Linked DNA regions of Mus musculus: regions 1, 2, 4, 5 and 6 are each linked to region 3. The links are chromatin loops, found by intact Hi-C in ENCODE. Cell type or tissue: heart. All regions are shown on one strand. Links, peaks and the distances in the headings refer to the core of each region. The heading gives the core; the rest is flanking DNA.

Region 1 (4,871 bases), core at 339-4,338, 150 kb before region 3:
CCTCCACCCCACTCTTTAAATTGCTTTTGTATAGTATCATATCAGAGCAAGAAAAATAAAAGGTAACATCCGAAAACTGTGTAGATTGCTGAGTGCATGGGAGACACAGGGGGTATGATAATCCATCCTCCTGCCCTCACAGGCTCTGCGGAACACAAGGGAGGCAGCAGAGGCACTCGTACACTTACTGGGCTTGTTCACGTGAGAAAGGGCGTGGGGTTCTTTCCTCTGGACAATGAGCCTCGGCTAGGTGTCAGGTTAAAGCCTTGAGAACATCAGGGATAGCCACATCCCTTGCAGTGAAAGCCACAGAGATGGTTGCTTTTACCCAGCATTCAGAGCCCACAGAGCCCTGGAGACACTCAGAGACATCTGGGATGGATGGGTGAGCACTGTCTGGCTTGGTAAAGGGAGTCCCTGCTGGAGTTCAGGCCCTAAAGAGACACGCTGATGCTCGTTTCAGAAGCACCTTGCAGGCTTGTTAGTCAACACTCCTCAGATAGGCTCACCTTGCCCAGACTAGCCTACGGTTCACGATGCACTCAAGAATGGACCTTGAACTTTCCAATCCACATGTTTCGATCACATGTACTGGGACTACAGGCGTGCACCATCACACTGGTTTTTTGTGGTGCTGGGGATCAAATTCCAGAACTTTGTGCATCTTGCTCGCAGCTGAGCTAGATCCCCCGTCCTCCATAATCATTTGCATGGATCCTTGGAAGACAAGTACGTGCAGTGTCTTCCATCTGCAAAGAGTCGGACCCAGACTCACCAGGTCGCACAGAAAGGAACCCAGTGGTTCCCACCCCATCCTCACGGCTCGGGACAAAAACCGAGGCAGCCTCAGAATGAGAGTGGGATGTGACCAGTCAAAACAGGAAAGCAACCCTTAGGCTGCTCTGCTGCAGATCCTGTCAGGAGATCCGGAAAACCTTGAGCTCCGTATTACCCCCCACCCCTTTGTCTTCCCCTCCCCCACCCTCTCCCCAGCTAAGGTGAATTTGAAGGTAATTGGAGGTGGCAGCTAACTGGTATGCAGAAACATTCCTCGTGGGCTCCCATGACTGGATCTGCTCTGCTGGAGGGCAGCCATAAATATTTCTCTGCTTGCATAGTTCAGGCCTGTGAAAATCAGAGCAGAGAAGTAAGTGCCGCATTCGCCTTCCAAAAAAGAAAGCTACTTGAACTCTGACCTCTGCAGTGCTTCCCCCTCCTCCCTGGCCCACTTTCAATCTGTTCTCTATTATCTCACTTCGTATCCATGTGTGTGCGTTGCTAGATATGTGGGCAGGGTTGGGGGATGTCAGCCATCCATCAAAGTACTGTCCTGAAAACTCCCTGTTCTTATGAAGAGATGCTCATTTGGGGGTCCAGCTGAGGCGCCTCCTTTTGGGCCAGGCTGTACAGCTCCCAGAATGTGGGGCTTCAGAGTGTGTCCTGCCTCATGTTTTCTGTGTCACCAGCATGCCCTGTGAGTGAAGCTAAGGTACCGTAGAGATTGACTCCCTCAGCTGAGACACTCACATCCCTCTAGTCCCCCGAGTCCTTTTAGACAGTCCCGTTACTCAGCTGCCACATGTGTCTTTGCCGTTCCTGAACAGGGAGGGTTCCCATAGTTCTGGAATTCTTGATTATCTATGCATCTGCGTGGGAAGCCGACCAAGCGGCCTGGTACTTTTCATACCGTTCCAACCAGCTGTTTCCAATCGGTCAGAGTGGTGGCCGGGTGAGGCTTGGGGCTCTTTCTTCTCTTTGGGACATGCTGTGCAGCATGGACTATCTCTGCACCCAAGTGTCTGCTTGCTTGATCAAGTCTGGAGGGGATGCGGATAGAGCCCAGATATTAAGAGCACTTACTGCTCTTGCAAAGGACCTGGGTTTGGTTCCCAGCACCTGTGTCTGGAGACTCACAGTATTCCGCAAACGCAGCTTCTGACCGCCCACCCCACCCCCAGCCTCTATTGGCTCTCACGTTCATGTGTGAGTGCACACACGATACATAAAGGTAAAAACCAGTCATCTTTGTAAAGTAGTGAGAGACACTTGAGAAAAGCCAGGGGGACTATGCCCAGACTATTGGCAGGTAGAGTGAGCCTCAGTGTGGCCTCAGAAAGAGACTAAGTCTCAGAGAAACTTTACATGGAGGAGGAGTGTTACATATGAATATCCTGAGTCCCCCAAAATTTATTTTTGTATAAAAAAATACTGTTTTTATTTTCACCAGTTTCTAAGCACTTCTTCCCACTGTGAATGGGGTGAGAAGCCATGCTCATACCAGTGGTTTCGTCAGTAAAAGAGACCTTGGTTGGTTGTCATTCCTTGAAGTGGTGTTTACAGTCTCAATGATGTCATAATTAGTCAGACTGCCCCGAGAGGTTATTCACTGTTAATAGAGAAACATACATATGGACCCGGGGGATAGCTCAACAGTTAAGTGCTGGCCATGTAAGCAGAAGGCCAGGGTTTGGATCCCTAGAAACCCCACAGAAATGCTGAAAGGGCATGGGGGCTCATCTCTGATTACAGCCTCCGGAGATGAAAAAGAAGGGTTTCCCCAGGACTAGTCAGGTATGGGGCCCTGACATGTGTGTACATGTGCGTATACATACCCACTTTTGTGTGTACTCACAAATGTAAAAACATGTGTACCCACATACACACATGCACACCGCAAACGCATTCAAGCACAAAAGAAATGCACACATGACCACACGATAAGTGTCATTTTATGCCATAATAGTAATTTTCAATTAAATTGATGTTCCTTTGGGTGGTCAGAGGCACTCAAGCTCATGTGTGCATGCGCTGTACATGTGTTTGTGTGTGTGTGTGTGTGTTCATGTACACATGCATGCAGAGGCAGAAGAACAACCTCAGGTGTCATCCCCGGGAACTCTGTCCACCTCTCTTAAGACATGATCTCTTGATAGCCTGGAACTCACCAGCTAGGCTAGAATGAGTGCCAAGTGATCTCTGGGGATTCTCCTGTGTCCCCTCCCCTCTGCACTTCTGGGATTACCAGTGCACAGCACCACGGCCAGATTTTTTTAAAAAGATTTTTTAATGTTTTTTATAGCTGCTTGCATATATGTATGTGCACCACATGTGTGTCTGGTGCCCTCAGAGATCAGAAGAGAGCATCAGATCCCACAAAACAGGAGTTACTGGTAGTTGCAGGCTGCCAGGTGTGTGCTGGGAATTGAGCTCACGTCCTTTACAGGAGCAGTCCTTTGGTCTTACCTGGACTGAGATGCTGAGCTATCTCTCCAAGTCCTCACGCCCAGCATAGGGACTGAACTTTGGTCTCCATGGTTGCAAGGCAAGCTATTTACTGACTGAACCACACTCCAGCCCCGTGGAGTTCCTCAATACAGATATTCCTTGATGTGTGATGGGTTGGGTTCCCCATAAGCCCATTGTAAGGAAAAAAAAATTCCAATTTGAAAATCCATTTAGTGTACCTAGCCAATGGGTTCTGAACATACAGGCAAACCTTGGACAAAAGCCTGCAATGCATGCCCGGAATAACTCGGGGAATTTTTTTGTTTAAGATTTATTTATTATTATATATGAGTACACTGTAGCTGTCTTCAGACACACCAGAAGAGGGCATCAGATCTCATCGCAGATGGTTGTGAGCTACCATGTGGTTGCTGGGATTTGAACTCCGGACCTTTGGAAAAGCAGTCAGTGCTCTTAACCGCTGAGCCATCTCTCCAGCCCAACTCGAGGAATTTATTGCACACTTGTATCCTCAAAATGCTGCCACACAGCACACTGTGGAGTGTTGGTTGTTGTCTACCTTGTTCTAGGGCTGGCAGGGACCTGCAGCTTTAGCCATCAACTCTGTGTGGTGTGTGTGTGTGTGTGTGTGTGTGTGTGTGTGTGTGTGAGAGAGAGAGAGAGAGAGAGAGAGAGAGAGAGAGAGAGAAAGAGAGAGAGAGGTGAGAGAGAGAGAGGAGAGAGAGGGTGAGAGAGAAAGAGACAGGAGAGAGAGAGGAGAGAGAGAGAGAGAGAGGTGAGAGAGAGACAGAGAGGTGAGAGAGAGAGAGGGAGCGAGAGCCCTATATTTCGAGTTTAAAATCATCCTGAGATACATGAGATCTTGTCTCAAAAGGGAATAAAAGGAAGAAAAAAGAAAGGAAAGACAAATGGATTGTTTACAGATGTGAAATATCTGCAGCCACGTACCCAACGAAGACCTTGTAACTATAATATACAGAGCCCTAAAATTCAACAATTCAAAAAAAGATCATTTAAGAAATGGCCGGGCAGTGGTAGCACACGCCTTTAATCCCAGCACTCGGGAGGCAGAGGCAGGCGGATTTCTGTGTTTGAGGCCAGCCTGGTCTACAGAGTGAGTTCCAGGACAGCCAGGGCTACACAGAGAAAACCTGTCTCGGAAAAACAAAAAACAAAACAAAAGATCATTTAAGAAATGAAGGCACATGCAGGCATTTAACCAAAGTGGTCATGGAAAAGCGTTTGGATCATTAGCTCTTCCGGCCACAGTCAATTTCAGCGCAGATTTACATCCAAATGGCTAAAATGAGAAATAAGCATGATCCGAAACACTGGTGAGGTTCCAAGGAACCTTGGCCTCTCGTATATCTCACGTAATAGAAAATGAAACACGTGCTCTTCAGAGTAACCTCTGGATTCTTACAAGCTAAGCCTCACGTACCTTAAGACTCAGCCATAGTATGCTTGAGCATTTATTCTAGAAAACTGGAGGAAAAGAAGGAGGGAGGGAGGGAAGGAAAGAGAGGAAACTGTTAGGATCAAACAAGCTCTCCATAAGATCACGTGACTCTCTGGAGAAGCCATCTCCAGCCAGCTTCTGACCACCCTATAAAAAGGTTCCTCTC
Region 2 (4,871 bases), core at 477-4,476, 49 kb before region 3:
TGAAAGGTTTTGTGTGTTGGTGAATATTTTCTATAGTCACTGTATCTTGTGCATGTTTTGAGTCTCCGATCGTTTGACCCTAGCTTGTAGAGTGAAGGGTCAGCTGTGAGTACTTAACTGATTTCCTGAGTGTGTTCTCACCATAGTCAGGGTCCTGGTCGCATGTGTAGGGAGAGAGAGTAGGTAACCTAAGAACCTTTCTGTTGTCTGGTCTCCATTTCTTACCTTATTTTTGTTGTTGTTAAATGTATATGTGGGTGTATTGCTTTCCTTTATGCATTTCCACCATAGCTGGAGGAGCCATAAAAGGGTGTCAGATACATTGGAACTGGAGTTACAGATGGCTATGAGCTATATGTGATGTGGATGCTATGAATTTAACCGAGGAAGATCAGGCTGTGCTCTTGATCACTGATCCACCTCTCCAGCCGCCTGATCCTTTTTAGCAACGTGGCAGTAATCTCCACTTGGTGACTTTCCTGGAGCACTGGGGTAGGGAGGAGCATCTGCTATCCTAGAAACGACTGCATTTGTTTAATTTTTTTTTCTTTACTAAACTAACCACCATAATAAGATAACTTAAAGATGATCTGTGTCTCTAGAAAACTTGAATGAATTAAATTAGTTCAGTCAAAAGAGCAGTTCTACTTTCAGAATGCTGTTCTTTATCTGACTTTTCAAAGCACTCATTGTCTTGGCGAGGGGACTGCATTTCCTGATGGTTTTAAACAGGAGTTGGGAGGAGCCTAGACTGATGGTTCCTCTGGAAGATAAGAAAGAATGTTGCATTGTTACCAACGTGGCTGGCCTATGAAAGACTAATCTGAATGCCGTGTATCAATGTGGAAACAGAATTTTTATGGATTGGGAACAAAAAAAATCATAAGGCAAGACATTTTCAAGTATATTGGTGGAAATATCAGGTAGGCAAGCTACAGCAAAGATGGTAATCTGTTACAAGTTTCAAGTACTCTATGAAGACTTTCTGTATGTATATTCCAAAAGGTTTTACATCGTGAGGAAGCTAGGTCAGACACTTAGGGGGACTGTGAGTGGTCTGTAAAGGGACTAAAGCTACTCAAGATAGAACTTGGCATTTTGGCTCTTTCCACAATCATGAAGTTGTAATTAGTCAGCAGTAGGTGTGGCTTTTTTTTTCTAGGAACTTTACTGCACATTATTTTGCGGTAAAAGGTCCTTGTCATGTAAAGCAGACATAGCTTTCGTATCTCGTCCAGCAGTCCCCTGGGAAGATGAGGATGGGAGGATCCCCAGCAGCTCATGGGGTCAGGCACAGCTAAAGAAGACAGACAGGGCAGGGTGAAGACTGATGGACACTCCAGGCTGCCCTCAGATTTCTGCACCCCTGTTCTGCATGCTCGTAAACAATGTATATACACACGACAACAGAAAACAGAAGACCCGTGCTTCAAGTCCTCAGTTTCTCTTAAAGGTTTGTTAAATTCAACTTCAAATAGCAACAGAAAATGTTGCCATGATAGTTGAAACCTAGTGAGAAGGACACACACACACTTCAGAAAACCTTGGGAGGCAGAGGCTGGTATGTCTCTGAGTTTGAGGCCAGCAAGGGCTGGTTATACAGAAAGATCCTGTCAAACAAACAAACAAAAAAAAGATTTGCTTTTATTTTATGTGTAGTGGGTGCTTTGCCTTCCTGTGTGTGTACCATGTGTCTACCTGGTCCCAAGGTCAGAGGAGAGTGTCAAATCTCTTGGAATTGTAGCTTCTGCATTGTAGCCTCTGAGTTGGTGCTGGAACTTAAGCCTGGCTCTTCTGCTATTTTCCAGCCCCAGGAGTTGGCCTTTAAAGTTGTGATACACTGCATCAAGTTTATTATATGCTGAGGATGCTCTAGTGATGAAATTCACTAGAGGAAGGTTAGAATTGGCTGAACTAATGACAGGGCTGAGCCTGAGGGCCTCAGGACAGTGCCTCAGTGGGAAGTCCTTTGTAGTGCACAGCAAGCCTGTGTGCTGGGTTCTGGCTAGTAGTAGTAGTGCTGAATGCTGCTCAGGTTACATACAAGAGAGTTGAACATGACAGAAGAGCTTGAATGTCTTGCCTTCAAGTTTAGTGCTTTATCTGTAAGCACAGCAGAAGGGGAGCTGGGCCACGGGCAGGAAGGCTGGGGGAAACTAAATACAGCAGGGAGGACCTAGTGGGTTGTGATGTCCTTGTAATCTCAGCTAGAGACTGAATAACGCCATGGAGTGGTAATGATACACAGAACTCTGAAATTGTTCATTTAGCAGTTACAAGTAACATGCAAGCCTGACCACAGGAGCAGCAGCACCAGGACACTTTAGCCGTTGGAAAAATGCCTGATTGGGAAAGATATGGAAACGGTTTACTACCTGGGCTTCAGAGTTTCTGGAACCAAACTTGATGTAAATCAAGTTTGTACTGCTTTTGTGAAACAATTTAGCATCTGCATGGGTGGGAACGTTTTTCTTGGAAGTTCTCTTGGGTTTAATGGTTCTTTTTGAGAGGTTGGGGGCAGAAAGGGGAAAACAAGGTTATATTGTCTTTTTCCCAAGTCCTGGTCTGCCAGATGCATCTTCCCTCCCTGATTGACCTGTATGTACCCTGATCACCTCTCCTGTGATCCTGCACCTACCCTGGGCCCTAGCAGCAAGGTGGTTTATTTAGGACGGGGCTCTCTAGTCCCTGCACAGCCTCTTCTCCCTACGGGGTCTGACCCGTCCCGACATCCCCTTCTCACTGTGAGGCGTTGCCTTTGCATTGTCATTGCTCCAGGGATCAGTGCCTTTAGTTGAGAATTAGGCTTACATTTCCGATTACATTTAGAGGCTCACTAGGCATTTGCTGTCTTGATGCTCATTTTACAGAGTGCTTGGGATCCCGTGTGTTTTTGCTGAACTTGTAAAGGAGACATCTGGATGGTGGATTAACACGAACCTGTGGGCAGCCTCATAGCTGAGAACATTGGATTTTCACCCTAGTCCAGCAGCTCTGCTGCTCACATAGATACAGATGAATGAAGACCCCATTCGGGAAGACACCTGGCCAACGGTCCAGAGCTGATGCAGGTAAGCACGGAGCGCTGTGTGTGTCAGTGTGCTGTACCTTTTAGAACAGTGGTTTCGCCTGGGCCGTGGGGGCCCTTCCTTCACCGTGATTTATACCTTGCTGCACGTGAAACAAGAGCTTTGATGTCTTATGCCAGATAATTGTTTTCTGTATAACCTAATAAGTGCTAAACAAGTACATTTCAAGAGTATAGTGGAATCAAGGCTTTATTTTTTCGAGAAGAAGGCGAGATGTTAGCTTGTTGGATTTAGTGAGATTTAGGAGATTGGGTGGCTTTAGGGCAGGAGGAGGATCTTACTCAGTTGTGTATGCTTATTTAAAGCAGCTGTATTGCTTTGGATCTGAAATTGACCTCATTGAGCCTGTAATTCCAGTGCTCTGAAATGGAGTCAGGAAGACCAGGAATTCTAGGCCGTCCTTTATTACACAGCGAGTTCCAGGCCATCCTGGACTATATGAAGTCTTGTCTCAAAAACAACAAAAGCCAAGCCTGCCTGTACACCTCCTCTACAACAGTAATCCACTCCATTTTTTGTTTGTTTGTTTGTTTTGTTTTTGTGGCACATGACTAAAAACAACAGGAGTAAAAGGGTAGATTTTTGAGACTGTTCCTTTCCTTGGCTGTCTTGGAACTCACTCTGTAAACCAGGCTGGCCTTGAACTCTGACTCTCCAGCGCTGGGATTATTAAAGTCATATGCCACCACCACCTGGTTTAAAAGTGGAGGTTTTTAAAACCTTCTTTCCCCAAACAAAAAGAGACCATGTGAAATGTTTTATAAAATTAGCAAATGAACCAGCTACCCTGCCTGCCTTTTCCTTTCTCCCTTCCTTTTGGCCACAGAATCTTGAACATGTTGATCCTCCTGCCTTGGGATCACAGGTGTTGCACATACTGTGCTGACAAATAATACTCTTCAGTACTTAATTGTGGCATTTGAACATTGGAAAAAGTCTGTGATAAGGTTTAAGTGAAGTTGCTAGTGTTTCAGAACTTGTTGCCCAGGCTGGCCTATGTCCTTGGTTCTCTTGCCCATGGGCATCACAGTCAGCACACAGAGTATTTCCAATTTAAAGAAGTCCAGCTTTTGTAGATAAAAGTCTCACCCTAGGGAGCCTCAGACCTACCCTTTGCTGGCCTTGAACTTAGATATGTTCCTCCTGTTCCCCACTTCTGGGATTGTATGTGTGCAGCCATGCCTGGCTTTTTTCTTTGTTTATAATGATTTTGTTTTGTTTCCTCCTACCGGTAGGTCTGTTTTTTTTATTGTGTGTGTGTGTGTGTGTGTGTGTGTGTCCTTCACTCTATCCATTAGCTCATTTGCTGGTTCTGTGATTAGCTCAACCTTTGGTCAAACCTATACTTTAGAGTGTCCTGCCTTAGGGCACAGGACAGCTTGGTCAGATTATCAGCCTTTACAGACAGAACTAAAGTGTGGGCCCCTTTAAGAGTGTGCCTCAATCCCACTGGCTGACTGGGCTCTACTAACTCCAGCAGCACCAGTTGAAGTTCTTCTATACAGCTTCCTGTGCGGGCTCTGACTATCTAGGTTGCCATCCTTTCCTCTCTTGTCTTGTGACTTTATATTCTCTGATCAATCTTAGAAGCATGGTTGAGATTTTTTAGTGTTTTACTTGTGATAAAGACAGAGGAGCAGGAACAACTTAAACTGTACAAGTTGGGCCGAAACTGGAAATTTGTCTTGGTTATGGTGTAGTTTCTCGGAGCTCTGGACTTCGTGCATGGCCTCTGGCTCATCAGTCCTTTGACTGCACTGTTGTTCTCAGGTCACCTCAGGA
Region 3 (4,871 bases), core at 307-4,306:
AGAGTCCCATCACCCCTGCAGATGATAGGCTGCCTCTGCGGGAGGGCAGCTGAAGGCTTCCAAAATCAGGCTGGACAGACATTCCATGGTGTCTGTTGAATAAGCTGACACTTGGCAGGTGCATAGGGGAAAACCACTCTTTAGCAGTTGATATGGGGATAGAAAAGTGACTACCGGTGAATGTGACAGGGTCGAGGGATTTAGTCCACCCCCACAGGGGAAAGGCAGGCGTAGCTCACTTACTGGAGATGAACAGGTCCTTGGAGGAATACACATGAGATAGAGGAGGCTCAGGCAGTTTGTCTGGGAATTGTGAAAGTCTCTGTCGATGGCAGTTCAGTTCTCTCGGCAAACCTGCCTTGAGGGCACAACGGGGAAGCACAGAGAAACCTCTCCTCGGTTTGCTGTTTTCAGAGTGCTTAGAACTCCAAACAACCAGCGCACCAAAGTGGCATGATCTGGGATCCTATATGCTGGTTTCCGTCACCGCCTCTAAGTTTCAATAATTTCCTACAACCTTTTTGCAATATGTTTTATTTATTCTTACTTTATGTGTATGAATGCGTTGCCCGCATTGTACCATATGTGTGCCTGGTGCCCTTAGAAGCCAGAAGAGGGTGTGTGATCCCTTAGAACTGGAGTTTCAGAAGTTTTGTAAGCCACCTTGAGGGTGCTGACAAAAGAACACGCGTCCTCGGCAAGAGCCACCAGCCAGCGCTCTTAATGACTCAGCCATCTTTCCAGATCCTACTCTTTAATTTTTAAAATACTGCTCTTGAGGGTTAGTTATCTAGATCCCTAAGGTTTTGGGTGTGCCGGTACACGCTGACCCACAAGAGTGCCTCCTCCAGCTTGGCAGGGAGCTGAAACTTTCTTACTGTAAAAACTTCTGGACCGTCACAGCGCCTGCGTATCTTTAGCACTCTGGCTCTCCTCCGTCAACGTTGAGATCTGCCCTCAATTTTCTTCCAGAACTCCAGGATATGGGCGGTGGAGGTATACATCCGGAACACAAGAGCCCAGGCTCCCCATAGCCTGCCTATTTCGATTAGAGGTAGAAGAACCCTTTAGCTTCCTCAACCCTTTTCAGAGGCCCTAAGCAGACACAACAGCTTCGGGGGTGGGGGGTGGGGGTGGGGGCTCCAGGCTCAATGAGGGAATGCTTTTCTGGATTGGGAGGGCGGATTGGAGATGGCCAGCTGGAGCCAGGAAAGCTGTAAGGCTTATCTAGGGCTGGAAGATTCTCCAAGGGAGGGTGAGGGGCGTGGCGTGGATGGAGGAGTAGGGGCAGTGGGCGGGGCAGAACCCTGGTGAGTCTAGGCTCTTTTGGGTGAGGTGGGGAGGGGCTGGTGGGCGGAACAGAACTCCGGTCCGCAGAACAGAGCAGGAGTGGATTAGGTGGTGTGGAACTGGGCCCGTGGGGTGGGATGGGGGCGTGGACCCGAACAAGCCTCGGATGTCCGGACTAGTTGTGGGTGAGCGAGACAGGATGCCGGTGGGCGGGGCGCAGGTGGAGCGGGGCAGGGCTCTGGTGGATGTTAAGGACTCTGGTGGGTAGAGAGGGTTTGCAAGGCAGGATAAAATAGAGGGTGGGAGAGGTTGATGGCGTGGCTCTGCTTTTTGGTGCGGGGCACCCAGCTGTCATCGCTGCTGTCGCAGCTTCTGGAGTGGCCACTGTGCTCTCTCCTCCCTTCGGCTCAAGGTGAGCTGTTCCAGCAGAAGGCGGGGCTGAGAGGCGCCTAGTGCTGCGGGAGGCTCAGTGTCATCTTCCAGCTAACAGGTGGCCGTGCAGCCCAGGGCTCGTCTCTCCACTGTGTCCTCTTCACGCCGAGCTCGTGGCGATGGTGGACGTGCTGGGCGGGCGGCGCCTGGTGACCCGGGAGGGCACGGTGGTGGAGGCCGAGGTGGCGCTGCAGAACAAGGTGGTAGCTTTGTACTTTGCGGCGGGCCGGTGCTCGCCCAGCCGCGACTTCACGCCGCTGCTCTGCGACTTCTACACGGAGCTGGTGAGCGAGGCGCGGCGGCCCGCTCCCTTCGAGGTGGTTTTCGTGTCGGCAGACGGCAGTGCGGAGGAGATGTTGGACTTCATGCGCGAGCTGCACGGCTCCTGGCTGGCATTGCCCTTCCACGACCCCTACCGGCAGTGAGTGGGGACCCAGGGGTCATGGGGCTGGCGCTCTGGCTCCCCCAGGACTGCACCTGTACCGTGCTATTGTTTCAGAGCCCTTAACTTTCTATCTGGCCTTTTTTGCTGTTCAGATCTCAATGTGGGCCAATTCCCCCGAATCTTGGTTTCAGCATCCACGGGGCTCCGGTCTGCCAGCGTTTTCTGCCTTTTACGATTGGAGTGTCAGGAATTCACATGTCTCAGGAGCCCCAGGACTGGTACTGATGCTGGCTGGCATCCCTTAGCTAGGCTCCTTGATCAGTGGGCAGAAGGAAGGGTGGGAAGCCACCCTCCTGACGCTGTGGATCCCCGCCTTATCCACAGAGCTGAGTTGGGGGGAGCGGATGTACCCCGGGAGAAGTGGGGAGGGCCTCATAGCGCTCATAGCGGGAAGAGCTAGGTCAAATATTAGCTAGCCATCTCTGCGACTTATTTTTACCTACAGCAATGGAGTTCCCTAACTACAGATGTTAGAGCAGGCAGGGCTTGAGAGTTTCAGGAGAAGAAGCAATAAAGGGTGAGAGGTGGGTATGGAAGAGTCCAGATGGAGATCTCATAACACACGTCCCCCAGACCTGCCCGCTTCTAGGACAGATGTCAGTTCCTGGGTATCCTTTAACTCTGGGTCCTGGCTTTGTTATCCAAGTTGCGATGCTACCGGTGAATCCTTTCTGGAAAACGAAGCAAAGCCAACTTTGAGATGTCCCATGGATTCATAATAACTAGAAGCCCCCTTATTCTCTCTCTGTGTGTATGTGTCCGTGTGTGCACGTTCACAAGTGTGCACTTGTGCATGCATGTCAGTAGACAACCTCTGCTATTATTTCGCAGATGTCACCACCTTGCTTTTTTGAGACAGGGCCTTGCACTCTCCTGTAATTCACTTAGCTGGCTAGGCTAGCGGGCCAGTGAGCCCTAGGACATCAGTCTCTGCCTTCTCAGCTCTGGGATTATGAGTGTTTTATATGTGGTTTTTCGGGACCGAATTTATGCCCTCATGCTCGCAAAGCTCTTTACTGTCGGAACCACCTCCCTGGGGGTTTCCTAAACTCATTCTCTTTGGTGATTCCCTGGGAGGTGGAGAACCCTGGGGAAGCTGCTTAGCCTTGGGGCAGGCTTGAGGCCTTACTCATGCTGGTACCATGAAAATCCCATTGATAGTAAGTCTAAGTGACAGCTGATCGCCTTTGCGTAAGGACTCCCTTGAGAACTGCTTCAAGGGCTGTGCTTTAAAATGTGACTTGACTCAGTGGCACACTCAATTACATGTAGCTTTAAGGGACACACTTGTTTTGCAGTTGAGATGGTGCTGGTGGCACTAATTAGGCGGAGAACTCTGCCCCTCTGGAGACTAGGGCGCTGGGTTGCTGGCGAGGATGGTAGGAAAGACGTTTTATGACTAAGTAAAAAGATGCTCGGAGAATGAGCTTGACCTAGTCTGTGAAAGGGCTCGGTATATATTACTTTTCTTATTGCTGTGACAAAATATTTGACAAAAGCAACGTAAGGGAGAATGGGGCGCTGGCTCAGCGAGTAAGCGTGCAAGTGTGAAGACCTAAGTTCAAATCCCCAGCACATAAGTTAAACAAAAACAAACACAGGGCTGCATGTAACCCTAGTAATGAAGGGATGGAGTCAGCCAGAAGGGGTGGAGTCAGCCAGATCCTGGGAGCTCACTGGTCAGCCAGCCAGGCCAGCTGAAACAGCCAGCTTTAGCTTAGGTGAGAGAACTGTCTTAAGAGAATAACTACGACATCTGTCGCATCCTTCTGGCCTTCGTCTTATCCCCTTCTCTGTGACTGAGTTTATCTGCCTAGAAAGAGACCTTCCTGCCTCAGCCTCCTGAGTACTAACTTTATAGACATGCATTACCATACACAGTGGAACCAGGTCTCTAAGCAACTGCAGATGTTCATGCTACAGGTTGCCACTCCCACGAGAACCTTTGAAGAGCTTAGAGTGACATCACTGCAATGCTGGTCCTCATAGGCTGGGATGTGGGCAGTGTCCATGGTGCCTAGCAGGCACCTTCCCATCCTCCTACTGGCCTAGCCTCTGATCTGCCTTTTGGGACCTTGCTAGGTGTTAGGGTACCCCTCCCTGATATGTTTGGAGTTGTAGAAAAGTAGACCAACGGGTCGGAGAGATGGCTCAGCGGTTAAGAGCACTGACTGTTTTTCTGAAAGTCCTGGGTTCAAATTCCAGCAACCACATGGTGGCTCACAACCATCCGTAATGAGATCTGATGCCCTCTTCTGGGATGTCTGAAGACAGCTACAGTGTACTCACATATAATACATAAATAAATCTGAAAGAAAGAAAGAAAGAAAGAAAGAAAGAAAGAAAGAAAGGAAGAAAGAAAGGAAGAAAGAAAGAGAGAAAGAAAGAGAGAAAGAAAGAAAGAGAGAAAGAGTGAGAGAAAGGAAGGAAGGAAGGAAGGAAGGAAGGAAGGAAGGAAGGAAGGAAGGAAGGAAGGAAGGAAAGTAGATCAGCCTGGACTTCATTTCTTGGGTAGACAGTGGCTTAGGGCTCTCTGATTCAGATTTCTAGTTCTTCTTGATCTCCTCAGGCTCCTGGCACCAAGGCAGCTCTTTTCTGGCCCTGCCTTGTTCGAAGTCCTTTCTAGAGGACATCTTACAGTCTCCCTATGTTGCTCAAGCTGGTCTCAAATGCACTAGCTAAAGTAATCCCTCTGCCTCAGCCC
Region 4 (4,871 bases), core at 484-4,483, 210 kb before region 3:
CCACATGGTGGCTCGCAACCATCCGTATTGAGATCTGACACCCTCCTCATGTGTGTCTGAAGATAGCTACAGTGTACTTATGTATAATAATAAATAAGTCTTTGGGCCAGGGGGTCGGGACAAGAGAACAAGTGTATCCTGTGCAGTTGGGACAACCAACCTTGTTTACTGAAGTGAAAACACGTGACTTGATATTTAAATATAAATAAATAAATAAGGATTTGGAGAACACCAAAGAAGGCAGGAAGGATGAACACTGGGGGCCAAGAGACAGTTAAGGTAGCGACACCCTCCTGTGGCGTTGTCATGGTGAGACTGTGGTTTTGTGTGTGCACCAAAATACCAGAGAACACAAGCGTGAGCCCGAGAGATGCTATGGGCTTCAGTTATGAAAGCAGACAGGGACTGCGTGGTTTCCCACGGGGCTGTGCCCCAATAAGCTTATTGTAGAAAATAGTGTTCAGTCACAAGTCTGCTACACCGGATCTGCTCTCTGCATTGATGACTGTACCTTGGCAGTGAGCAAGGATGGACATCTGTCCCACTCACCATCTGCAAAGGCCACCAGTGAACATGAACACTCACGCTTGTCACCGGTCTCCCATCAGCTATTTCTATTGAGCTTACAGGCTTACAAGACTGTTTTCCCAACCAGGGATTGATAAATGTGGTCTTCGGGTCTGTGCCTTCTCTTTCTTCCTTTAGCAGTTTTTTGTTTGTTTGTTTGTTTGTTTGTTTGTTTGAAACCAAAGTGTTATCATGAAATGCGCTCCTGCTTATCCACCTTTCCTCTTTCGGGTCACACTTCGGGGCCTAGGTCTAAGAATTCTTTTTTTTGTTTGTTTGTTTGTTTTTGTTTTTGTTTTTCGAGACAGGGTTTCTCTGTGTAGCCCTGGCTGTCCTGGAACTCACTTTGTAGACCAGGCTGGCCTCGAACTCAGAAATCCGCCTGCCTCTGCCTCCCCAGTGCTGGGATTAAAGGCGTGTGCCACCACGCCCGGCTGGTCTAAGAATTCTTAAGCCCAAAGTCAAATGCTTTCTCCTATGTTTCCATTCTCATTTACATGTGTGGCCTCTTATGGTTAGATTTTTATTCCTTCTCTCGGTCCATCCACCTCCCCCCTTCCTTCCTTCCTTTCTTCCTCCCTTCCTCCCTTCCTCCCTCCCTTCCTCCCTCCCTTCCTCCCTTCCTCCCTTCCTCCCTTCCTTCCTCCCTCCCTTTCTTCCTCCCTTCCTCCCTTCCTTCCTCCCTCCCTTCCTTCCTCCCTTCCTTCCTCCCTCCCTCCCTTCCTCCCTTCCTCCCTCCCTTCCTCCCTCCCTTCCTTCCTTCCTTCCTCCCTCCCTTCCTTCCTCCCTTCCTTCCTCCCTCCCTCCCTTCCTCCCTTCCTCCCTCCCTTCCTCCCTCCCTTCCTCCCTCCCTTCCTCCCTCCCTTCCTTCCTTCCTTCCTCCCTCCCTTCCTCCCTCCCTTCCTTCCTTCCTCCCTTCCTTCCTCCCTCCCTTCCTTCCTTCCTTCCTCCCTCCCTTCCTCCTCCCTTCCTCCCTTCCTCCCTTCCTTCCTCCCTCCCTTCCTTCCTTCCTTCCTCCCTTCCTCCCTTCCTTCCTCCCTCCCTTCCTTCCTTCCTTCCTCCCTCCCTTCCTCCCTTCCTTCCTGTTATTTATATTTTAAGGACAGAGTCTCATATAACCCAGGCTGACCTTGAACTTCTGACACTCTTGCCACGCACGGCTGCCTAAGGACTGGGATTCCCAGCATGTGCCACCATAGTCAGTGTATGAATGCTGGGCTTGAACTGGGGGATTCATGCATGCTAGGCAAGCGCTTTACCAACTGAGCGTCACCTCCAGGCCCTAAGAATATCTTCTTATGACGTGTGTGTGTGTGTGTGTGTGTGTGTGTGTGTGTGTGTGTATCCCCAGCCCTTCTCTGTGTCTTATTCCTTTCTGTTTTGAGACAAAGTCTCACTCTGCAGCCCAGGCTGGCCTTGAACTGGTGATGCTTCAGCCACAGTCCCCACTGAAATCATAGACATGTTCTGGTCCCTCAGCATATTTAGCTTAATATATTAATATAACATATCTTGTCATGAATTTTGTTAAGCCTGTACTATTATATGGTCACTTAGCATATCTAAGCATACTCCTAAGAGGTGAGTGTCGGATCTTTTGTTGCATTCTCATTGGCCCCTAATGCACTGCACTTTTTCATTTTAGGTTTTTTTCGCCTCTGTTTTTCAGATCGTACATATTCTATTGCTTTCTCTGATTTCCCCTGACATATAATATACATTCTTCTATTGAGCCCATCCAGAGAGATTCTTTTGTTTCAAAGTTTAATCTTCAATTCTATCACTTCCTCTAGGCTCTGGTATGAGTGCTGTTTTCTTGCTAAAATCTGTTTCTTCATTTGTAAATCATAATTGGATTTACTCTTTTTAAAAAAATATTTTCTTTTTAAATCATGTATGCGTGTTTGTGTGCACTTGCATATGCATACGTGCAGATCCATGAGAAGGCCAGAAGAGGGCGCCATGTCCACAGAAGTCGGAGTTTCCGGTGTCTGCGCTGCTCTGCGTAGGTGCTGGGATGCAGGTCCTCTGCAGAAGCAGCAAGTTCTCTTAACTGCTATATTTACCATGTACTGTCACTTTCGTGATGGCTTCTTTAAGATCGTTGCCAGACAATTCCAGTATCTGATTCTTCCTGGCAGCAGAACCTGATTTCTTTTTTCCAGTTGTAATTGTCCCCGGTTCTGTTATGACAGCTGTATTTTTATTAGATCCTGGATGAGCGGATGTTATCAGGAGACCCTTAAGTCCTCTCTGTTAGCAGGCAGTATCTCTGCTCATGTTTAGTGAGCAGCTCATCTGGGATAACTGTCACGGGCTGACGGTCCAATGGCAGCAGCAGCCCCAAGCCTTTGCAAGCAATCGAAGCTGAGTTGGTGCTGTGAGAGCCAAGCTGGAGGCTAGTGTGGGAATACAGATTTCAGGCATGAGATGTCAGTGTCAGGAAAGCTGCGGGTGTGATTGCCCACAAGAAATGGCTTTATTCACAAGCCTGATAACTTGAGTTCAATCCCCAGAACCCATGGCAAAAAGCCAGATGTGGAATTCATCTGTCATTCCAGCACTCCTCGTTTGAGGTGGGAGGCAGTGACAGGAGATCAGCTAAAAGCCCGAACGTCAGCTAGCCTGAAATATGCAAGCAAGAAAAAACAAGAAAGACCCTGCCTCAACAAGGTAAGAGGAGCCATCTTCTAAATGGTGTCCTCTCACCTCTGCATATGCTTCATCGTACATGGTAGCCACATTCACATTCACACATATGTAGGGAGCCATTCCGGACTTCCTGGTCAGCAGGATGGAAGTCTGCTCCAGGTAGTAAACAAGCCCATGTTTGGTGGATGGCCCGCCCTTAATCCCTGATTGGCTGAGAAAGCCTGCCTGGTGAGGTGATGTGACCTGTGGTAATTGGTGGGGGCGTGGTTGTGGCTGGAGAGGAGAAAAACACTTGTAACTAGAGAGGCAGGGGATTTGAAGTAAGTAGCTGTCTGAGTAAACTGCTTAAAGAAGAACCGGTGTTTGCATCTTTCTTGCTGGTCGAGTGGGACTCGACACACATATATACATCATGCACACGAATAGCCATGATGATGAGAATGATGGTGATGATGAGAATGATAGTAATAATAATGAACTTTTTAAAAAATATATACCCAGAAGAGTGCAGAAGTTTGGGACAGTCAAGGCCATCAGAGCTCCCAAGAGCAGAGCCCAACACCTGTTCATGTCTAACGAATGAAACCCATAGGCAACAATGAATGTGAAAGGCAAAGAATTATGTTAAGCAACAGGGAGAGCCTCCTGAGACCATGAAGCCATTCAAAGATGACTGTTACTAGAGCTCCACTCAGCCAAAGGGGTCTCAAGAAAAGGTTGTAACTGTGTAGCTCTTGCTTGGGGTTAAAGGATGGGCTTTGCAGAAAGGAGGGAACCACAGGGAGAGCAGCCAGAGGCTGTCAATCAGCCTGCTGCCACCTGCGTGCATCTGTGGGTTTCCAGTAAATGGGATGCCTTTAGTTAGAGTCCCAAGTGGTTGTCACCAAGCAACAACCTGTGTGCTCAGCAGGAGGCGCCGTCAGGGTTAGGAGCTCACTTGACTACCTGGTGGGGTCCAGCTAACTCCTGGCCTCACCAGAAAACACCCCTCCCCCACCCCTCACCTCCTGCTGGCACTAAGTCTTGCCATTTTTGGTGGGAGCAGGACTCTGCTTGGTCCCTACGGCTACCTGCTCATTTTGGAGGTGGCTGGGGACACCAGGCTAAGCAAGAGGAAACTCTTCTTGATTCTACTGCTCAGCTGTTTCTGTCTCAGGGGTGCATACTGTGGTCCTTGTGTGTAGGAGGTACAAACAGAAATATTTTAAAAACGAAAACTCAACTTCTGTTCAGAAAATAAAATTCTTCATTGTTATTTTTTTAATTAATCTTATTTTATATTTTATGTGTATGACTATTTTTTCAGAGGCCTGTCTATGTACCATGTGAGGACCTGGTCCCTGGGGAGGTCAGAAGAAGGTACTGGACTCCTCAGAACCGAAGTTATCGACAGTTGTGGTTACTGGTAATCAAACCCAGGTCCGTTGTGCCCACCCCACCCCCCTCACCTTCATGCATGAACAACAAGCGCTCATAACCAATTATCTTTCTCCCCAACCACCTCCCTTCGTTCTTCCCACCCTCTGGGGAAATTAGTTTTATATTTTTTTTCTCTGTTTTAGGTCATGATGTCACGTCCTGTTATGACCTGCCCTCGTCCTCGGGGAGCTTTTCTGTTGCGTGTCCCCTTGTCCCTTTGTCCTCCGTGTATA
Region 5 (4,871 bases), core at 471-4,470, 71 kb before region 3:
TATGAGACCTCATCTTAAAAACAAAAACCAACTCTGTCCCTGAGTCCAATTTAGGCATTCATAAATCTAGAATGTAGCCCGTGTTATTTTTGACAGGTTGCTGGAGACCATCAGTCGAGGCAAATTTAAACCTGAGGTTGTGAAGAAGTGGGAGAAAGCAAGGCTTGAAGGGTTGATTGGTCAGTTGGGTCTGCAAGTGGCCTCAGATAGGTAGAAGCCAAGGATGACACCAAATGCCCTACCATGCACGAGGCCAGGTATTGGGGAGGCTTACACAGGAAGACCTTAAATTACAGGCCTGCGTGGGCTTACCCAGCTAGATAGTGAGGCCCTGGTTCAAGCAAAACAACCCAATACTCTTTTCCCCAAGTTACCAGGTCCCAAAATGTCAGTAAGTGCTAGGCAGATGTGAAGGCCATTTTTGTCAACTTGACATCAGGAATCAAAACTCCAAAATGGATGGGCCCACCAGTGATGGATTTCTGCTTAATTAAACCATTTGATATGGATCTTTGAGGTAAAAAAAATATACCTTTAATCCAGACCTTTTGAGGTGGGAAGAGACACGGTTAATGTGGATCTTCTGAGGTAGGAAGACATACCTTTAATCTGGGGCACACTTGTTGGCAGCTTATTTAAAGGACACGGAATAAGGAAGTTTTTGCTCTTTGCTGTCTCACTAGCAAGTCCATTCCTTCACTCACATTATAGCCTGCTTGAGATTCCAGCGTATGCTGAAGACCAGATGAGACATTCAGCTTTCAGTACTGAACAACTACTGAATTCCTGGACCTTCTGTGGGTAGACAGCCATTGCTGGACTAACTTGATCAAAGCCTGTGAGGTATTCTAATACATACTCTTTCCATATGTATATATTCATTTTGTAAGTTCTGTTCCTCTAGAGAACAGAAAAAAAAAAACAAACCAAAAAAAACCAGGCGTGTCACCAAGGAAACGGAAGTGTTCCATACTGTCACTCCAGCCTCCTTCCCTATCACACCCTTCCTTGTTCCTGTCAGCCTCCACGATCAAACATTAAACACAACAAAAGCTAATCTTCTCTCAGTGATCTCCAGGCTGGCTGCATCTCTACTGAAATTAGCCCTCTCTTCGGTCTGTGACTACGTTGCTCCTGCCAAGAATGTCATCTGAGACAAGCATTTTAATTTGAGCAGGCACATATCAATCTTATTTTGAAAAAAAAAAAAAAAGTGCCAATGGAATCCCAAAGAGCACAGCGAACTAAGAGCCGTGCTGCAGGTTTGGAGTGCGCAAAGGGCTTTCCAATAACGTCTTGTAATTCGACCTGGCAACACTCTGGCAGGAGGCTTATTACAATGCGGCAGTGCTACAGCACTCGAGGAACCAGGTCGGTGACCGCCTGGATCCAGACACTGGGTTAAAGGAGGGAAGGAGACCCAGACGAAGCTTCAGGTCCCGTATTTCACTTCCCCTCAAACCAAACCATCCCGGACGTTTTCTTTTTCTCTCTTTCCTTGCCCACAGCCAAACAGATCCTCAATAGGCGATCTTAACTGGAACCAGAGTCGCACGGATTCTCGTGCGATCGTGGGAAGTCTTGGCTTGCAGCCTCGCGAGGAGCCCGGGGTGACTTCTAGAGCAGCGGCTGCAGCTAGGCCAAGGCTAGGTGTTTGCAGCAGCCACCCTCAGCAGGTGTTCGCAGGAGGCCCTGAGCTTTGCAAGCTGAGCCTAGTTCCTCAGCCACTGCGCAGTGCGGCGTACAGCAAGGCGGTGTGTCTTCAAGGGAGCATGGGGGAGCCTATCCATATTTTTAAAGGGCTCGCGTCCTGCAGTCCAAAGCTGCTGCTCCGCAGGAAAGTGCACCTGCGCGGCGCACGGTCATGTGACCTAGCCTCCTGCATCTCCGCAGCTAGCCAGGCAGCTACCCGAGACAGCAGACGTAAGGTCCCAGGACAAAGAGTCAGGATAGCTCCTGGAAGCCGTCCTCCCGTGCAAGAGTAAATACCAACGCCCGCTACTCTCCGTTCGTCTTCCCGACCCTGCTCCGCTTGTAAGAGAGGCCGGCTCTACGCCAGGCCCGCGGCTCCCCAGCGTGTACCTCGCCGCTCCGGGTGCGCGCCCCACCCTCCAGGTGAGCAGCGCCAGGCCCCGCCCCCGCCGCCAGGGCCCGCCTCCCACCCGCGCCTGCGCAGTGCGTCCGGCGGCGCCGGGCGCCGGGGCGGCGCGGCCGTCGCAGTTCGGCGGGCGCAGTGCGCGTGCGCCGTGGCGGCCGGGGGGCGGGCGGCGGCCGCGGCGAGGAGCGGGGGTGGGGAGGCGCCGTCTGGCTCGGGCTGGGCCGGCGGGGAGCACGAGCGAACCACGGCGGCCCCGTGGGCAGCCTCGGTGGCCGACAGGTGAGACGCGCGTGGGGCTGGCTGCAGGGCCGTGAGGGGGGAAGCGAGTGGGCCTCTCACGGCGCGCGGACCCAGGTGAGCATAGCCCGCGGGGCCCCGGGCGCATTGTCCGCGGGCGGCGCCCCTCAGCGCCCCCTGCCGGCCGGGCTCGGTGGGGCCGGGGCGCGGCGGGCTGGGGCCGGGGCGTGCGCGAGTTCCTTTGTTCGTCGCCCCCGCCCGGTCCCCGCCGCCCCCGCCAACATGGCGCTCGCGGGGTCCCTGCCCCAGCCCCGCGGCCGCTTCCCGCGCGCTTTGTTCCGTGCCGGGCGGGGGGCGGGGGCGGGGGCATTGCGTAACCGGGCGGGGGAGGGGCGTGGCGGGACCCCCGCGACGGGTCATCCCGGTGACGCCCTGCCTGGGGGGCTCGGGGCGCGGGCCTGCGTGACCTTGGGTTTGCCTCCCCGAATGCGCCCGATAGATGTGCGGTGCGGATACTGCGCAGCGCCGGGGGTCGCGGTCCCTGGCGGCTTCCTGCACGGATGGTGCGTTCTGGGCCTTTCCGGGAGGCGGGGGGTGTCGGGTTGAGAAATGGCTTCAGTCATCCACGACGTTGCCTGCGCATCTCAAAGTTTGTTTACGCAATTGTTTTTATATTGATTTGGTTTCGATGGTCTATGAATTGGGTTTCGGGTTTTGTAAGGATTTTTCTCTCTGTGTGTGTGTGTGTGTGTGCGCGCGCGCGTGCAGTCTTACTTCTGGTTTAAAGGCTTGTTTATTTATCGTGTACATCCAAAAGCAATACAAGATTCGTTCAAGTGTTGTAAAGGATTTTAGTGTGACTAGCGAGAAAGATGGTATCCGTATCGAAATGCGAATGCCTCACTAACTTTCCTTGGAATTTTCTGGAAGAAGCTGCAGCCTGAAAGGATTGATGGAGAGTAATTGCCTTCTGCATAGCTTTTGTTAGAGAGTGAAAATGAAACCGGATCTTAGACGTTTTTTTACCTATACATCCTGAGCGCACTTCTGAGGTGGTGAAATTTTGGAAAGATAGAAGAGGCACATCTTTAGCCTTTTTAACCCCTTCAGTATTAGTTAATGGGTGAACACGATTTACAGGATGTCCGTTATCAGATTTGGTAATTGTGTATTAACGTAGCCTGCTATGTTTATAAAAACGTGTAGTGTTTCTCTCAATAAGTAAAACGAAATTAGCTTTAAAATCCTACTTTGACATGCCTAAGAAATGGATCAAGCAAAAGGCTTTCAGTCTAAGTGAATTTGTATGAGGTCTCCTGTACTCTAGACTGGCCTTGCGCCACTCTCCTTTTTCCGCCTGGAGTACAATCGAGTGAGGGGCTGTCTTTTTATACTTAGGATTTTTGAAATATATGTGTGTGGATGTTTTGTCTGCATATTTGTCTGTGTACCACATGTGTGTCTGGTGCTCAAGGAGTCCAGAAGAGGGCTCTGAACTCCCGGGACTGGAGTTAGACAATGGGAGTGCTGGGAATCAAACACGGGTCCTTTGGAAGAACAGCCAGTGAGTGCTCTTAACCGCTGAGCCATGCTTAAGGTTTTTTAAAAATAGATTTTCACTATGGAATTTCTCTAGTCAAGCCCACTTTAGTGTTCAAAGGAGGTGCTTTAAGCCTTTCTGGGATAGCTAAGCTCTGATGCTGCCCATCTCTTACATAGGATAGGGTGGTCACCCTTCACCAGGCCTAGTAACAGGATTGTAACCCTAGTTGTTGAGGAGGGTTGGAAGTTTAAGGACAGCTTGTATAATTTAAGGTCCTGTTTCAAAAAGTCAGAAGTCTGTGGTAGAGCAGTTGTCCTGCACATACATGTTGGACTCCAGGTTTTGCCTCCTAGTACAACAAACTACCTACCATGTAAACGTTCCTTAAATAGAATAGGTTGTTTTAGGGAATGAAGGCATTTCTTTCATGTTGTGGATACACCCCCAGCATGTGCCCCCAATCTGTGGATAGAGGCTGGGTGGCTGTTTAGGTAGTGTCTTTAATTGCCAGCTCCAGAGCAAACAGCAGTCTGAGGCGGTATGCTCGGCCAGCCCTGTGCCTGAGGCCCTGCCGGTCTGTCATTCTGAGGGATGAGGTGCCCTCTTCTTCTCTCCTTAGGATCACATTTCACATTTTCATTTTGGGAACTCTGAAAAATACTGCTCTTAGTGAGCCTGGGACTTCCTTTTATGGGGCAGTAGAGGGCTGAAGACAAAGGATGAAAGGGAGCTGTGGCCTGAACGTTGCTTCCCTCGAAAAGTGGAAGCCGGGAAAATCCCATAGGAAAACAGCTAGTTCCACATCCAGTCACTTCTGGATGGCGTTCGCCGAGGATCAAAACTGAGTGAGAGCACCTCACTGAGGGACTCTTGTCCTGTGGATTGAACTGGCCTGTTGGGGAAATGTGGTTGTCTTTGATTTTTCTGAAGGTCAGATAACAACTTAGTTTCAGTTTGGATAGCTTCCATAGGAGTGACTCCGTTTTGATCTCT
Region 6 (4,871 bases), core at 382-4,381, 220 kb before region 3:
GGAGCTTCAGTTAAGGAAATGCCTCCATGAGATCTGGCTGTAAGGCATTTTCTCAATTAGTGATCAAGGGGGGAGAGCCCCTTGTGGGTGGTGCCATCTTTGGGCTGGTAGTCTTGGGTTCTATAAGAAAGCAAGCTGAGCAAGCCAGGGGAAGCAAGCCAGTAAGGAACATCCCTCCATGGCCTCTGCATTAACTCCTGCTTCCTGACATGCTTGAGTTCAAGTCCTGACTTCCTTTGGTGATGAACAGCAATGTGAAAGTGTAAGCTGAATAAACCCTTTCTTGGTCATGTTATTTTCTGCAGGAATGGAAACCCTGACTAAGACAGTACTGGAACTCACGAATAGCCTCTCATAGGCTCTCTTCATGGTGCCAAGCCTCAACTCCTTTGCATGACCCCTTCAGTCCTGGGACATCAATTGCAACTGAGGCTGCACTTTCACTAGTGGCCTTCCATGGCCTCTCACAGCACAGAACCTCAGCTGCTCTTCATGACTACTTCATGTCTTCAAAACCAGTATCACCTGGGTGACTCTTACACATTTCCAAGTCCAGCTGTAGCACGAGGTACAACCTTGGCTATCTCTGGAACACAGCCTCTTTGTGCTCTCAGGAAACATTTCCCAGAATATTTGATGCTGGTCTCTTCTTAATCACCACTAACTTCTTAGTTCCAGCTAACCAGCACCAATAATCTCAGTAATGCAAAGGTTTCGCTTTAGTAGTTCTGGTATCTTGTTAATCACAGCTGATTCTTCAGCCCCAGCTAGCCAAAACCACAGAATCTTCACAATCAAAATAGCAACGGCCCTGATAAGAGTCTTAATCTTCCCTCTGAAATTTCACAAGCCAGGTCTCCATCATTTGCACTTCTCTCAACATTATCTTCCAAGCTCCTACACAACATCCCACAGAGCTCTTAACATTCCAATGGCTCTTCTAGTTCAAAGTTCCAAAGTCCTTCCACAGTTCTCCCAAAACATGGTCAGGTTATCACAGGAATACCCCACTATGCTGGTAGCAGTTTGTCTTAGTCAGGGTTTGTATTCCTACACAAAACATCATGACCAGGAAGCAAATTGAAGAGGAAAAGTTTTATTCAGCTCACACTTCCACACTGCTGTTCATCACCAAAGGAAGTCAGGACACGAACTCACACAGGGCAGGAACCTGGAGGCAGGAGCTGATGCAGAGGCCATGGAGGGTGCTGCTTACTGGCTTGCTTCCCTTGACTTACTCAGCTTGCTTTCTCATAGAACCCAGGACTACCAGCCCAGGGGGCCCTTCCCAACCCCCACCCCCACCCCCACCCCCCACCCCCGACCTCCCACCCACCTTGATCACCAATTGAGAAAATGCCTTGCAGCTGGATCTCATGGAGGCATTTCCTCAAGGGAGGCTTCGTTCTCTGTGATAAGTTCAGCTTGTGTCAGGTTGACACACAACCAGCCAGTAGACAGAGTCTGTATTCTCTTCCTCTGCTTATGTTGCCAGATCAGTCTGTCTGTCTATCTATCTACCTTTTAGCTACTATCCATGATCAAGCATTTATTTATCTTATATCACTGATAATCTACTTAATCTATTCTTATCCTCTGTCTATCACATATATACCTGTCTCTTATCTATCAAATATCTGTCTATATTGTCTATCAATCATCTATCTTTCTACATACAGGGGTTTTTGTTTCATTTTTTTAGACAGGGACTCATTATATAGTTCAAGAAAGCCTATAACTTGCTTTGAATCCCCTCTGGCCTTCAACTCCTACCCTCCTACCTAAGCCTCCTGGGTGTTGGAATTACAGGTAGGAGACACCATTTCTGGCTAGTTTAAGAGACTGGCCTTAAACTCCTGTGTTCAATTAATCCTCCTGCTTCAGAATTCTGAGTAACTGAGAATATGGCGTGCACCATTCTGTCTGGCACTTTCATCCTGCTCAATTTTCCTGGATAACTCCCTGAGGTCACCTAGTGTGCATTCTATTAGATTAGAAGGAAACAGATGATTTCTGGATTTGGAGCAGAGGGTGACCTTAAGATCCTTGATCCTCCTCCTTCACTGTACATTTTAGTGTTTCTGTGCCAAGTGCTCCACCAACAGTTGCTGTAGTGAGAGAGTAACTTCCCTTTCTGATTTCACCTCAGGCCAGGAGTGGATCAAGCAATGGGGAAGACTGCAATATTAGAAGCTGACAGCAGGTGGCACTGTAGGAAAAGGATAAGCATTTTAGAGACAAAACTGTAGTGTGACACATCTGGTGATATGGGTGTGGAACAGCAAGCACCTCTTACACATCCTCAGGTGTTTCTCCCAGGGATGCTTCAGCTCAGACCGGCACTCGCTGTGAGACCCCTTCATCCCCTCTCCTGACATTCACACGTTCCTCATAACCTGGAAGAAAGTTTAGTGAAAAAAGCTTTGATGCTGGTGACCAGGAAAGCAAAGCCATTCTGTTGCTGGTGTTCCCATCACAGGCTCGAGACACACATCAATGGTGCTCTGCAAAGTCTCTGTGGTTGTGAACATGGGGGTCACACACTGTGCTACGACAACACAAACACCTTAGATACTGTCTTCATGGAAGTGTCCATGCAGTCTCTAGGACTGATAATGGTTGCTTCTCTTGGGGGTTAAATTGAAAGACTGTGTTGGGGCTCTCTTTTTTGTGACGCCTCCTAGGCCATCAGCTGTGTCAAGATGAAGCTAAACATCTCCTTCCCTGCCACTGGCTGTCAGAAATGCATTGAAGTGGATGACGAACGCAAGCTTTACACGTTCTATGAGAAGCGCATGGATACAGAAATTGCTGCTGCTGCTGCTCTTGGTGAAGAGCGAAAGGGTTGTGTGGTCCGGATCAGCAGTGGGAATGACAAGCAAGGTTTTCCCATGAAGCAAGGTGTTCTGACCCATGGCAGAGTGCGCCTGCTGTTGAATAGGGGGCATTCCTGTTACAGACTAAGGAGAACTGGAGAGAGGAAGCGCAAGTCTGTTCGCAGATGCATTGTGGACGCTAATCTCAGTGTTCTCAACTTGGTCATTGTAAAGAAAGGAGAGAAGGATATTCCTGGACTGACAGATACTACTGTGCCTTGTCGGTTGGGACTTAAAAGAACTAGTAGAATCCGAAAGCTTTTTAATCTCTCCAAAAAGATGATGTCCGCCAGTATGTTGTCAGGAAGCCCTTAAACAAAGAAGGTAAGAAGCCCAGGACCAAAGCACCCAAGATTCAATCAATGTCTTGTTACTCTACGGGTCCTGCAACACAAACGCTGACATATTTCTCTGAAGAAACAACGCAAAGAAAAACAAGGAGGAGGCTGCAGATTACGCTAAACTTTTGGCCAAGAGAATGGAGGAAGCCAAAGAAAAGCGCCAGGAACAGATTGCCAAGAGACGTAGGCTGTTCTCCCTAAGAGCCTCTATTTCTAAGTCTGAGTCCAGTCAAAAATGAGTCTTTAAGAGGAACAAATAAATAATGACCTTGAAAAAAAAAGGACTGTGTTTGGGATGTGACCCCTACTTTTTGCAAAGCCAGTGTTTTACAGTATCTGAAAAGAATGTTGTGTGCTCCATCCAAGTGGAGAATGGGGGGGGGGGTACTGCTAAAATATTCTTGGTGGGGTTTTCTTTATTTTTTTTCTTTATTCTTATTAAAGGGATAGGACATCAAGTGAACTAGAATGAGAAACAAAGATGTGGTGACAGTTTGTATATGCTTGGCCCAGTGAGCAGCACTATTCGAAGGTGTGGCCTTGTTGGTATGTCACTGTGGGTGTGGGTTTTAAGACCCTCTTCCTACTTGCCTGGAAGCTAGTCTTCTCCAAGCTGCCTTTGAAGCAAGAGGTGGGACTCTCTGCTCCTCCAACCCTACGTCTCCAATCAAACAACTAGGTATGTAGCCCAGTTGATGGAGAGCTTTCCCAGCATGCACAGAGCCCCAATACCATCCCTGGCACTGCATACCGTGGAGCTGAAAGAGGAGCTCACTCATGCAAAATGAGATCATTCCTATTTCAATCTCTGTTAAGCAGATACTCTGGTCGATGAAGTTTCTGTCTCTACTGGGCTGTGCACATCTCACGGTAGCTCTTGGGGAGATGCCGGACTGAGTTCCTCTTAATCACTGGTCACATTTTTCATCCATCCTTCACTAGATATCCATGAATCGTATCCAAACCATGAGGCAGCCCAAAGGCTCCTGTATTGAATCTGGTTCCTGGTCTCCAGATGGTGGTGCAATTGAGAAACAGTTGGATCGTGGTGGTCTAACCACTCAATGCTCCATCAAAGATCCTTTTGCCATCCATTTCCCTCAAAATGATACAATTCCACGCTTCTTTGAGGCTGACTAAAACTCTATGTCTTTATGCGTTCATCTGTTGGTGGACACCTATGCTAATTGCATCCGTTGGCTGTCGAATATGAAGCAGCGATAAGCATGGGTACAGCAGTATTGTTGTATTTTAATCTAGCTCTCCAGGGGTAGGTGAGCCAGACCTACCAAGGTTCTCCTTTTTCATTTCTGAGAAACTTTCTGATTTCCACTTTGGTTGCACTAATTTATATTCTTAGTGACTTTGCAAATGGATTCCTCCCCTGGCACACGTCGTTGATAGCATGCACTGATTTCTTCATGGTAACCATCCTGACTAGTGAAATGGAATCTCAGTGCATGACTTTACCTGTTTGGGGGTAATTTGAGACAGGTTCTCACCATGTATCCCAAGATGGCTTTAAGTACACAGCGACCCTCCTGCATTAGCCACCAGAATCCTGGGATGACAGGCAAAGACCACTGTGCCCAGTTTCAAGGTAGTTTTGATTTGCATTTCCAAAAGGTAGCGTGTGCCAATTGCTTGGATAGAG

Evidence for each region. A loop is a pair of places that touch in the nucleus more often than their neighbours do. Peaks named below come from ENCODE experiments on the same cell type or tissue, not always from the same donor. Only the 100,000 strongest peaks of a DNase experiment are listed, where the experiment ranks them.
Region 1: it touches region 3 in a loop (4-fold over the local background); 2 of 42 quality-filtered maps call a loop at or near these places.
Region 2: it touches region 3 in a loop (2.4-fold over the local background); 3 of 42 quality-filtered maps call a loop at or near these places.
Region 4: it touches region 3 in a loop (3-fold over the local background); 13 of 42 quality-filtered maps call a loop at or near these places.
Region 5: it touches region 3 in a loop (6-fold over the local background); 8 of 42 quality-filtered maps call a loop at or near these places.
Region 6: a loop joins it to region 3, with 4 times the contacts of the local background. A loop is called at or near these places in 14 of 42 quality-filtered maps.

The regions. Positions count from the first base shown.
Region 1 is chr13:51,016,939-51,021,809 of GRCm38, forward strand. No RefSeq gene overlaps it. Among named protein-coding and RNA genes, the nearest start is that of Gm32613, 28 kb to the left of the region's middle. In heart, for the core only: no CTCF peak of the experiment used is centred there; no DNase peak of the experiment used is centred there; H3K27ac peaks cover 1,383 bases.
Region 2 is chr13:51,120,218-51,125,088 of GRCm38, forward strand. It overlaps Spin1 (spindlin 1), which reads left to right. Exons shown (of 6, transcript NM_146043.4): 2 at 2,871-3,071. The coding sequence starts at 3,020. Among named protein-coding and RNA genes, the nearest start is that of Spin1, 22 kb to the left of the region's middle. In heart, for the core only: no CTCF peak of the experiment used is centred there; no DNase peak of the experiment used is centred there; H3K27ac peaks cover 1,970 bases.
Region 3 is chr13:51,169,482-51,174,352 of GRCm38, forward strand. It overlaps Nxnl2 (nucleoredoxin-like 2), which reads left to right and starts at 1,544. Exons shown (of 2, transcript NM_029173.4): 1 at 1,544-2,143. The coding sequence starts at 1,842. In heart, for the core only: a CTCF peak has its summit at 2,136; DNase peaks (open chromatin) are centred at 940 and 1,430; H3K4me3 peaks cover 1,738 bases; H3K27ac peaks cover 1,421 bases; H3K27me3 peaks cover 2,084 bases.
Region 4 is chr13:50,961,745-50,966,615 of GRCm38, forward strand. No RefSeq gene overlaps it. Among named protein-coding and RNA genes, the nearest start is that of Gm32613, 27 kb to the right of the region's middle. In heart, for the core only: a CTCF peak has its summit at 2,510 (motif pointing right); no DNase peak of the experiment used is centred there.
Region 5 is chr13:51,098,614-51,103,484 of GRCm38, forward strand. It overlaps Spin1 (spindlin 1), which reads left to right and starts at 2,267. Exons shown (of 6, transcript NM_146043.4): 1 at 2,267-2,377. It overlaps 9430083A17Rik (RIKEN cDNA 9430083A17 gene), which reads right to left and starts at 2,114. Exons shown (of 1, transcript NR_029463.1): 1 at 1-2,114. In heart, for the core only: a CTCF peak has its summit at 2,491 (motif pointing left); DNase peaks (open chromatin) are centred at 2,138 and 2,818; H3K4me3 peaks cover 3,556 bases; H3K27ac peaks cover 2,664 bases.
Region 6 is chr13:50,947,520-50,952,390 of GRCm38, forward strand. It overlaps the pseudogene Gm8779. Among named protein-coding and RNA genes, the nearest start is that of 1700048B10Rik, 16 kb to the left of the region's middle. In heart, for the core only: a CTCF peak has its summit at 2,191 (motif pointing right); a DNase peak (open chromatin) is centred at 2,202.